2 separate regions of the Homo sapiens genome follow, and region 1 is linked to region 2. A link is an interaction called in ENCODE POLR2A ChIA-PET data of the cell type or tissue named here. Cell type or tissue: HepG2. All regions are shown on one strand.

Region 1 (5,000 bases), 52 kb after region 2:
TCACAAAAAATTTTCTTCCAAATAGTAGTATCATGCCTTTAGAGAAAGCATTAAATGTTTGTTAAAGGTAACTCATGTTAATGTCTAATGATGTTTTAATTTACAGTTTTAAAGAAAATATATTTAATAGTTATGTTAATGTGAATTTTAAGATAATTTTAAACCGTCAAAGAAAAATGAAATACAAATGCAGTAAAGTATTCAGTTTTACTAGTTATAAAGTTAAGGTATTCCGGGCTTCAGCCAGTTGTTGTTTGTAACATTCATCTATTTAAAACATGACTTTCTGTTAATGGTATAGAGCAGTATTTTATGATGTTGCCCTTAAAGTAAAAGTGGATACTGCAGAATTCATTCCAAACTATTTACTTTTCAGGAAACGTTTTGATGGTAAATTACAATCAGAATCAACTAATAATGGAAAAAATAAGAGAGATGTAGATTTCGAAGGTACAGATGAACCCATTTTTGGAAAGAAGCCCAGGATAGAAGAGTCAATAACTGAAGACTTAAGGTAATATTTCCAAAGTCCTAAATGTTAGTAACTCATAATTCAGGTGGTTACATGAGGTTTTAAAAATTGTCTCCATGTTGCTACTTAGATATATGCCCGTATTAGAGAAATGAAGATATTCTTTCTATTTTTACACAGGCATGTAAATGTAGAACACTTACCTAAGTTTGGGGAGTTGGAAAGCAATATGGAAAATACTCATCTTTTAATACTTTAGAATCCAGTTTTGAGAAAAAAGTCTTAAAACCTGATTAAAAAAAATACGTTTTCTTTATTTGTAATGCCTCAGGAGGAGGATAACTGGAAGAGTGGAATAAAAGGAAAAAATAAAGCTAACTCAGTGGAAGGAATAAGTGGGAAGGAACATTAGAGCGAATTAGATTTTCATTGTTGCATGTGGAGTAGAGTGGCTGTGCATCTCAAGACTCCTGCTATGGGTATCTGTGGCTGGAATCGCTGGTATTTATCTGATTTTGGAAGCTGGAGCTTTCTAAAAGTTGATGCCAGTACCCTTGGTTGACCTGTTTTGTATTGTGGTAATGATCTTTACAACTTTGCTCCTCCCTTCTAATGTTCCATATTTGAACTTGGCACTACCATGAAGAGTTTACAATTTCTGTGATTTTTTTTTAAAACCAGTTAACTTTTGTTACAGTTAGTAAAATTATCTCCTATAAATGGTGATAGATGTGTCACTGGAATATTTAAGATGCACCATTTTCCCAGGCTACTATAATAAGTTACAAAATAATATTTGTAGTTTAAAGTCATTGTTACTTGTTTGTAACTTTTGAGTTTGTCCAAAGTAATATTATTGACTTAAATCTCAGAAGTACGATAAGTAAGATAATAATCTAGCACAGAAATACATCTATTTTTCTTCAGTTTATCCAGTTTTGCCTTTTCAGAGTCTTAACAGAGGACCTAGATAGCATAATGTAGGATTTTGATGAGAATAAGGAACTTTTTTTTTTTGAGACATTGTCTCACTCTGTCACCCAGGCTGGAGTGCAGTGGTGTGATCACAGCTCACTGCCATCTCAGCCTCCCCAGGGTCAGGTGATTCTCCTGCCTCAATGTCTTGAGTAGCTGGGACTACAGGCGCGTGCCACCACGTATGCTAATTTTTGAGTTTTTTTGTAGTGAGTTTCTGCCGTATTGCCCAAGCTGGTCTTGAACTCCTGGGCTCAAGTGATCCACCCACTTCAGCCTCCCAAAGTGTTGGGATTACAGGTGTGAGCCACTGTGCCTGGCCAGGAACACTTCTATAAATAATAGCAACAAATGAATTGGGCTAGTTTACTTTATACTTTCTATTGTGTAATGGTTTATAACCAGCTTATGTTTTGAAGTGGTGACAGTGCTTGGTAGAGGCACTTTTTATTCAAAATAGTTATTGGAACTAAGCTGACATAATTATTTGAATAATCACTCGGCAGTCTGTTCTGTATCTGTAATAAAAGATGTTAACTGGTCATTTTTAATTTTCAGCATATATTTGCATAATGTGAAAACATTTCTATGTATTCTTAATAGCCAAAGTTTTTCCTATTTGGAATACTGATGATTGGACAGTGTCATTTTCCTTAACAGTGCAATGTGAGGCTTATTATCAAATTATAGAAAAGTAATTTGTTTTTGTGTAACTTTAAACAATTCTTTTTAAGTTTGGCAGACCTGATGCCCAGAGTCAAGGTACAATCAGTTGAAACTGTTGAAGGGTGTACACATGAGGTAAGCACAAACAGCATACAGAAGGTTAGTGTTACAAATGGGATTTTTCTTTGGACTATCTAGTATGATGATCAGCAAACAGTTTAGCCATGAGGACCTTGGAAACAATAAATAGTTTCCATGGGGTACCTAGTGGAAGAGTTGGGGCTTTGTAATTAAACTTGGGTTCAGATCCTCCCCCAGCATTTTTCTTAACTATAATCTTGGGTAAATTTCTTATTTTAACTTTTTTTTTTTTTTTTTTTTTTTTTTTTTTTTTTTTTTTTAAGGCAGAGGTTCGCTGTTGTCGACCAGGCTGGAGTGCAATGGCGCAATCTCGGCTTACTGCAACCTCCGCCTCCCGGGTTCAAGCAATTCTCCTGCCTCAGCCTCCTGGGTAGCTGGGATTACAGGCGTGCGCCACCATGCCCGGCTAATTTTTGTATTTTTAGTAGAGATGGGGTTTCACTATGTTGGCCAGGCTGGTCTCAAACTCCTGACCTCGTGATCCACCTGCCTCAGCCTACCAAAGTGCTGGGATTACAGGCATGAGCCACTGCGCCGGGCCAATCTTGGGTAAATTTCTTAACCTCTTTGTTTATTTAAAAACATTGTTTTTTTGTAGTTTTTAAATTTGCAATAAAGGGATCTACCTTGTGGTGTGGTTGTGAGGATTATAGAAGTAAATTAGGTAAAGTACCTAGCACAGAGTAGGTGTTTAGAGCATTCATACTCCTAAAGTTAAGTAACAGTGCTATTTTTGAAGGTTACATGCTATTTCATGTCTTGCTCCAATGACTGATAAATTGCAGTTTCTTTGTTCTGCCACAAGATGGTGGTCAGAGATAGCTTGTATCCATTTAGAAGTGAGAATTTATACACATTAGGGACATGATGGAACTATAACACTATTTCCTTCTCAAAATTTTTTATTATAAACATTATAGCAAGTTATTTTTAGAGGTAATTGGAGAATCTCATTAAAAGTCTGTTGAATAAGCAGAGTAATCCAAATTAACAAAAAGACTTTCAATGTAGGTTTAGAACCTTATCTTTTTTTTTTTTAACTTCAGATTCAGGAGGTGGTACATATGCAAGTTTGATTTTTTCAGGAGGTGGTACATATATGCAAGTGTTGTTTTTTTGGGGGGGTTTTTTTTTGTTTTTTTTTTTTTTAAGAGTCTCACTATGTCATCCAGGCTGGAGTGCAGTGATGTGATCTCGGCTCACTGCAACCTCCACGTCCCAGGCTCAAGCAATCCTTCTGTCTCAGCCTCCCAAGCAGCTGGGATTACAGGTGCGTGCCACCACGCTTGGCTAATTTTTTTTTTTTAATTTTTTTTTTTATTTTTAGTAGAGACTGGGTTTCACCATGTTGGTCAGGCTGGTCTCAAACTCCTGACTTCAAGTGATCCAGCCATCTTGGCCTCCCAAAGTGCTGGGATTACAGGCATGAGGCACTGTGCCTAGCCATGTGCAGGTTTGTTACATGGGTATATCGTGTAATGCTGAGGTTTGGGCTTCAGTTGAACCCGTCACCCAAATAGTGAACATACTACCCAGTAGGTATTAAATAGTTTTTCAACCCTTTCCCACTTCACTTCCTGCTGTTGGAGTCCTCAGTGTCTGTTGTTCTTATCTTTATGTCCATGTGTACCCTATGTTTAGCTCTCACTAAACGTAGTGAGAATATGCGGTATTTGATTTTCTGTTTCTGCGTTAAATCAGGATGATGGCCTCCAGCTGCATCCATGTTACTGCAAAGGACATGATTTCTAGAAATTTATCTTTTAAAATATTTTTCTACTGAAAGTCTCTTATGTTTCTTTAGAGGTAGTACATAGTGTCTGACAGGTGTGATGTCCATTTGATTATTCAAGATATGTTAGACCCTATTCAGTTATCTGGGCTTATAAAAGATGGAAAAACATAAACATGGCTGGGCACAGTGGCTCACGTCTATAATCCCAGCACTTTGGGAGGGCGAGGCAGGCGGATTGCCTGAGGTCAGGAGTTTGAGACCAGTCTGGCCAGCATGGTGAAACCCCGTCTCTACTAAAAATACAAAAAAAATTAACCAGGCATGGTGGCATGTGCCTGTAATCCCAGCTACTCAGGAGGCTGAGGCAGGGGAATTGCTTGAACCAGGGAGGTGGAGGTTGCAGTGAGCTGAGATCACGCCACTGTACTCCAGCCTGGGTGACAGAGTGAGACTCTGTCTCAAAAAAAGAAAAAAGAAAAGAAAAAAGAAATACAAACTCTATTCTCAGGAGGTCAAAAGCCCCTTCTGTGCTCCATGATTATCTTCAAGCCCACCTTTCTGTCACTTCTTCCCACTTTCTCAGCAGGGTGACTTTTCCTCTTCACAGGCTTGAGGATATCAAGTTGAAATGTCCTCTGATTATAACCTCCATCACCAAGGCTATTTGTACGTGTCACATTCCCCTTCCAGACTAAGGATGGTTGTTCTGCCAGTATTCTTGGTTGTGTCTTATCCTATCTCCACAAAGACTTTATTTATTTATTTTTAATTATTATACTTTAAGTTCTGGGGTACATGTGCAGAACATGCAGTTTTGTTACATGGGTATACACCTGCCATGGTGGTTTGCTGCACCCATCATCCTGTCAGCCTTCATTAGGTATTTCTCCTAATGCTATCCCTCCCCTAGCCCCCCACCTCTCTACAGGCCCCGGTTTGTGATGTTCCCTGCCCTGTGTCCATGTGTTCTCATTGTTCAACTCCCACTTACGAGTGAGAACATGGCAGTGT
Region 2 (5,000 bases):
TGTCCCCTGGTAGGCAACAGTGCCCCCAGTTGAGAACTACTAGTCTAGATTATGAGGCTGTATTTTAATCTATAAAGTGTAAGTGTCTGGCAAAATCAAAACACAGTGGATTTACTTATAATAAGATGGATAAGGGCATATATTAAAGAAGAGTAAAAAAGTTGAAAATCTAAAGCAATATAAGGTAAGTTTAGGTGTTCATTTTTTTTCTTTTCTAGAAAGGGGCGAAGGACAAAATCCATCCGAGTTCCCTTGAGATTACCATAATATGAAGGCATAATTCCTCCAAAGGTACACGTAAGATTTCAGGAACAGAATAATCCATAAAGCCTTCAAATCTGAAAAATAAAGTAATACTAAATACATATTATCAGAAATGTCACACAATACTGGTTTATGTGTTTTACATTTCCAGTGCTATGCCATACCTTTCTCTTGTGTACATTCGGAAACAGAAGCCATCTCTGACCCGCCCAGCTCTTCCCTGGCGCTGCAAAGCACTGGCTTTACTGACAAACGTCTCCACCAAAGAACTCATCTGACTGCTTTCATGGTACCTAAAGAAATGTTTTAGGAGAGAATATGTAGATAATTGACTTAAGTCAAAATTGGAAAAAGCTGGATTTGACTCTTACAACTAAGTTAAACACAGGCTTAAAAAATCCATTATTGTGGACCAATAGTTCTCAAATTATGCTTCATATTTAAATAATTTAGTAAACATTGCATACTAAATATACTACAAATTAAAAGTCTGGCAAAAGAAAAAAATTATTTAACTTATCCTTTCTCATACTAATCTGATCACAGAATCTTTTTTAAATTTAGTAGAATACCTATTAATTATGTGACGATAATTTTTGAAATATTTTGAGAAGTGTTACTGTGAACATTACAATTCAACATACCTTTCACGATACAGTTAAACCCTGAAAACATTTTCTCTAGAGGTACAATTCAAAGAATCAAGAATCTACTTTTTATTGAATGGTGGTACTCTCTTGCAAATATTGCTATGGTTTCCTAAAACAGGGGTAGTGTATCTAGATTATAGTAAATTACTAAAGGTGGTCTGTCCTATTTATTCAATATAAACATTATTTATACAGTAGTAATCTTTTTGTTGAAAATTCAGTTACAGTTACCTATTAGGTTCCAGTTACTGAACTAGGCACTTTCAGTTATGAAATTTTCATTTTGGCTGGGCGAGGTGGCTCACGCCTGTAATCCCAGCACTTTGGAAGGCCGAGGCAGGCAGATTGCCTGAGGTCAGGAGTTCGAGACCAGCCTGGCCAACATAGTGAAACCCTGTCTCTACTAAAAATACAAAAACATTAGCCGAGTGTGGTGGCATGTGCCTGTAATCCCAGCTACTCAGAAGGCTGAGGCAGGGGAACTGCTTGAACCAGGGAGGTGGAGGCTGCAGTGAGACTGTGCCACTGCACTCTAGCCTGGGTATCACAGCAAGACTCCGTCTCAAAAATAAAATAAAAGAAATTTTCATTTTACCCATTTACAAATGAAGAAACTGATTAGAGAGGTTATATGTTACATTACTTGCTCAAGAGATTTAAATTCAGCTCTTACTCCAAAAGCCATGTTTCTTTTTTAAATAATCACAAAGAATGCTTTTTGTTAAACAATTTATTTTACAAATAAAATATCTATAAAAATTTATGTTCTGAAAATTTTTCTCAGCACTTTTCTAAAAGTAGCAGTATACTGGTATTACTTATGGGAAAACCCATGAAATGAAATTCTGACATTTACTCTCAGATATTTTAAAGTTTCCTATAGTTTCTCTAAGGCTTTTGCTTTGGACAGAACTAGGACATTTAGGATTTTCCCTAAATAATTTTAGGATTTCTCCCAAGAATTCAAGAGCCCCAACCTCTTTCCAGGTTAAAAATGTTTTGATTTGGGAAATTTAAACTTACTTATTTTCTTTTGTTCTTCCAGTATCAATTACAAATACAACATCAGGAATAGTGATACCCGTCTCTGCAATATTGGTTGCTAAAACAATCTGAAAATAAACAAAAAGCTTAAAACATTTAGACTACTTTCATGAATGTATCATTATTTAAATTTCTTTAGTTTGAGCTGATGAAATTTAAAAACTGAATTTCAATTTCAGTCACAAAAATTTACAATCTATTTGCTATTACTGTGTAATTTTAATTTACTCTAGTTTTGTCAGCTTAGCTTACTAATTAGACTAAATCTAAAATACAGATTTTTATTCCAACAAAAATACCACTCCCCTAATTCTAGTCAATCTCTTAAAAATGATATAAGTAGGGCTGGGTGCGGTGGCTCACGCCTGTAATCCCAGCACTTTGGGAGGCCGAGGCGGGAGGATCATCTGTGGTCAAGAGTTTGAGACCAGCCTGACCAACATGGCAAAATCCTGTCTCTACTAAAAATACAAAAATTAGCCAGGCTTTGTGGCAGGTGCCTGTAATCCCAGCTACTCAGGAGGCTGAGGCAGCAGAATCGCTTGAACCCAGGAGGCGGAGGTTGCAGTGAGCCGAGATTGTGCCACTGCACTCCAGCCTGGGCAACAAGGCTGGAGTGTTGTTTTGAAACTCGGTCTCAAAACAAAAAAACATAAGTAGAATGGGGAACTGGGTAGAGAATGGAGACAGCTTAGCACAACCCTTCACTATTATTAGGAAAAAAAAATCACATTAATGAGAACTAGGTTGTTGTCCTGGCTCTGTTACTTATTAGCTTTGTGACCTACCCAATGGTTTATGTACAATAAAAATCATCAGAGAAGATCTGCCTAGAGAACAACAAGAATACTCCCAGGATTTAAATATCCAATCTCCTTTGTGATGCCTTCTTGGGAAAAAGTTGTGACTTTTTTTCCTCAACAGGCAACATCCATACTATGTTTTTCAACTAGCACTCCCTCAATGAAGTCTTCTCCCTTAAATAGCACATAATGTAAATATTCAAATGCTTGAATTGTAACATTGGGTTCACTTCTGATGATGGCAAGGTGCAGAACACTTGGAGTTGGCAATGCGCTATAAGGCACTTAATGTTAACAACTGTCTTTGATGATAAAAAGTTATACGGCCATCATAAAATACTCTCAGGTGGATCACATATAAATTTGCTGTACTAAATTTTACCTTCCTGACTCCTGGAGGGGGAAGTGTGAATGCTGCAGCTTGATCTTGGGTTGAAAGAATAGAATGCAGAGCTATCACTTTATATCTGAAAGTTAAAATCATAGTTCTTAGCAAGAGTTTCTCTTTAGAAGACACTGCAAAGAATAACAAAATTTATTTGCATATAGCAAGCAACTTTAAGATTTTTTACTATGAAAAAATTTAAACATACACAAGTGTTTACAGAATTGTACAATGAAACCTCATATACATGCATCACAAAGAATATAAACAAATTATGCGAATAGGATTAAATTTTTTTAATGTTCTTTCTAATGTTGAAGTGGTTTATATGGTTTACTACAGTAGTAATAAACTCTATCAAAACATATAGTAAACAGCTGATTAAATATATATGGATGATAAACTGCAGCTTGGTTGGAGTTTTGCACGATTTAGCGGGTTGGCAGGAGTCACCATCTTACTTTTTAACCACAGGATTCCCTCTGCTTAATCTTAAGAAGATGAAGGCTGGCCAAGTGCGGTGGCTCAGGCCTGTAATCCCAGCACTTTGGGAGGCTGAGATGGGCAGATCATCTAAGGTCAGGAGTTTGAGACCGGCCTGGTCAACATGGTAAAACCCCATCTCTACTAAAAATATAAAAATTAGCTGGGCGTGGTGGCATGCGGCTGTAGTCCCAGCTACTTGGGGAGGTTGAGGCAGGAGAATCACTTGAACCCGGAGGCAGAGGTTGCAGTAAGCTGAGATTGCGCTATCGCACTCCAGCCTGGCCGACAGAGCAAGACTCTGCCTCAAAAAAAAAAAAAAAAAAAGATGAAGGCTACAGGCAGTGGCTCACGCCTGTAATCCTGGCACTTTGGTAGGCCATGGTGAGAAGTTCCCTTTAGCCCAAGAGTTTGAGGCCAGCCTGGGCAACAGGGGGAGACCTTGTCTCTATGAAAAAAATTTTTTAAATTAGCTGGGCGTAGTGGTGCACAACTTGTGGTCCCAGCTGCTCAGGAGGCTGAGGTGGGAGGATTGTTTGAGCCCAGGAGTTTGAGGCTAAAGGTGCAATCGTGCCACTACACTCCATCCTGGGCAACAGAGAGAGAATCTGTCTCAAAAATAAAATAAAATGGAATAAATGCAGAATATAGTACCTAAAAATTTTTAGTAGATAACATGTTATAATGGAAGTGTTTAAAGAAAAAAATCTTACTTCCCCATAGGTAATTTTAACCCATGGTGAAAAGACTTTGAAAACTCTGATCAAGGGTTTTAATGTACCAAATATTTTCCTATTTTAAAACTACCAGGAATATAATGAAGATGAGTAGTTACCGTTCAGAATAAAATCTTCTATCATTTGATAGAAGATCATACAACTGCTGAATATGAGCAAGTCCTGGTAAAAAGATCAATACTGCTCCTTCAATATTTCTGAATTGGGGACTTTTATCTGAAATTTTTAAAAAGATACAATATTCAAAATAAGAAGATAAGGAACAGCATATAAAATATTAATAAAACATCTCCAGCTAGTAGAAATGTTTTATCAAATCAAATGGAGACCCATTAGAAATAGAAATATACCTAAGTATGCAAGAAGTTCCAAAATGAGATCCAGGTTGATTTTATGAGGATTCATGTATAGAATAGCATGCTGAGTGCGGCTGCTGTACTTTTGGTAAAATGGATTTAAATCAGCATGTGCTCCAGTCTGAACTGGGATGTATTCCTAAAAGAAATCCAACCAGAGGGAGGTGAATAAAAATATTAAGTATTTTTGTAAGACAAAGAAGGAAAAAAGGCGGTATTTGCATTCATTCAAATCTATATTTTTCTCATTGTCACCATTACTATTTTGTTAAAATACA

What was found. ChIA-PET counts read pairs that join two places held together with the same protein. Peaks named below come from ENCODE experiments on the same cell type or tissue, not always from the same donor. Only the 100,000 strongest peaks of a DNase experiment are listed, where the experiment ranks them.
Region 1: POLR2A ChIA-PET joins it to region 2 with 9 read pairs; 3 of 35 experiments call an interaction of 5 or more read pairs at or near these places.

The regions. Positions count from the first base shown.
Region 1 is chr5:55,321,951-55,326,950 of GRCh38, forward strand. MTREX (Mtr4 exosome RNA helicase) reads left to right here. Exons shown (of 27, transcript NM_015360.5): 2 at 377-514; 3 at 2,182-2,248. All of the region lies in intron 1 of LOC124900979 (a long non-coding RNA gene), which reads right to left. Among named protein-coding and RNA genes, the nearest start is that of MTREX, 16 kb to the left of the region's middle. In HepG2, a CTCF peak has its summit at 3,049 (motif pointing right); DNase peaks (open chromatin) are centred at 2,291 and 3,061.
Region 2 is chr5:55,270,150-55,275,149 of GRCh38, forward strand. It overlaps DHX29 (DExH-box helicase 29), which reads right to left. Exons shown (of 27, transcript NM_019030.4): 15 at 4,717-4,861; 16 at 4,465-4,582; 17 at 3,144-3,228; 18 at 1,938-2,026; 19 at 429-557; 20 at 263-338. The region is part of intron 1 of CCNO-DT (CCNO divergent transcript); the gene reads left to right. Among named protein-coding and RNA genes, the nearest start is that of DHX29, 35 kb to the right of the region's middle. In HepG2, no CTCF peak of the experiment used is centred here; no DNase peak of the experiment used is centred here.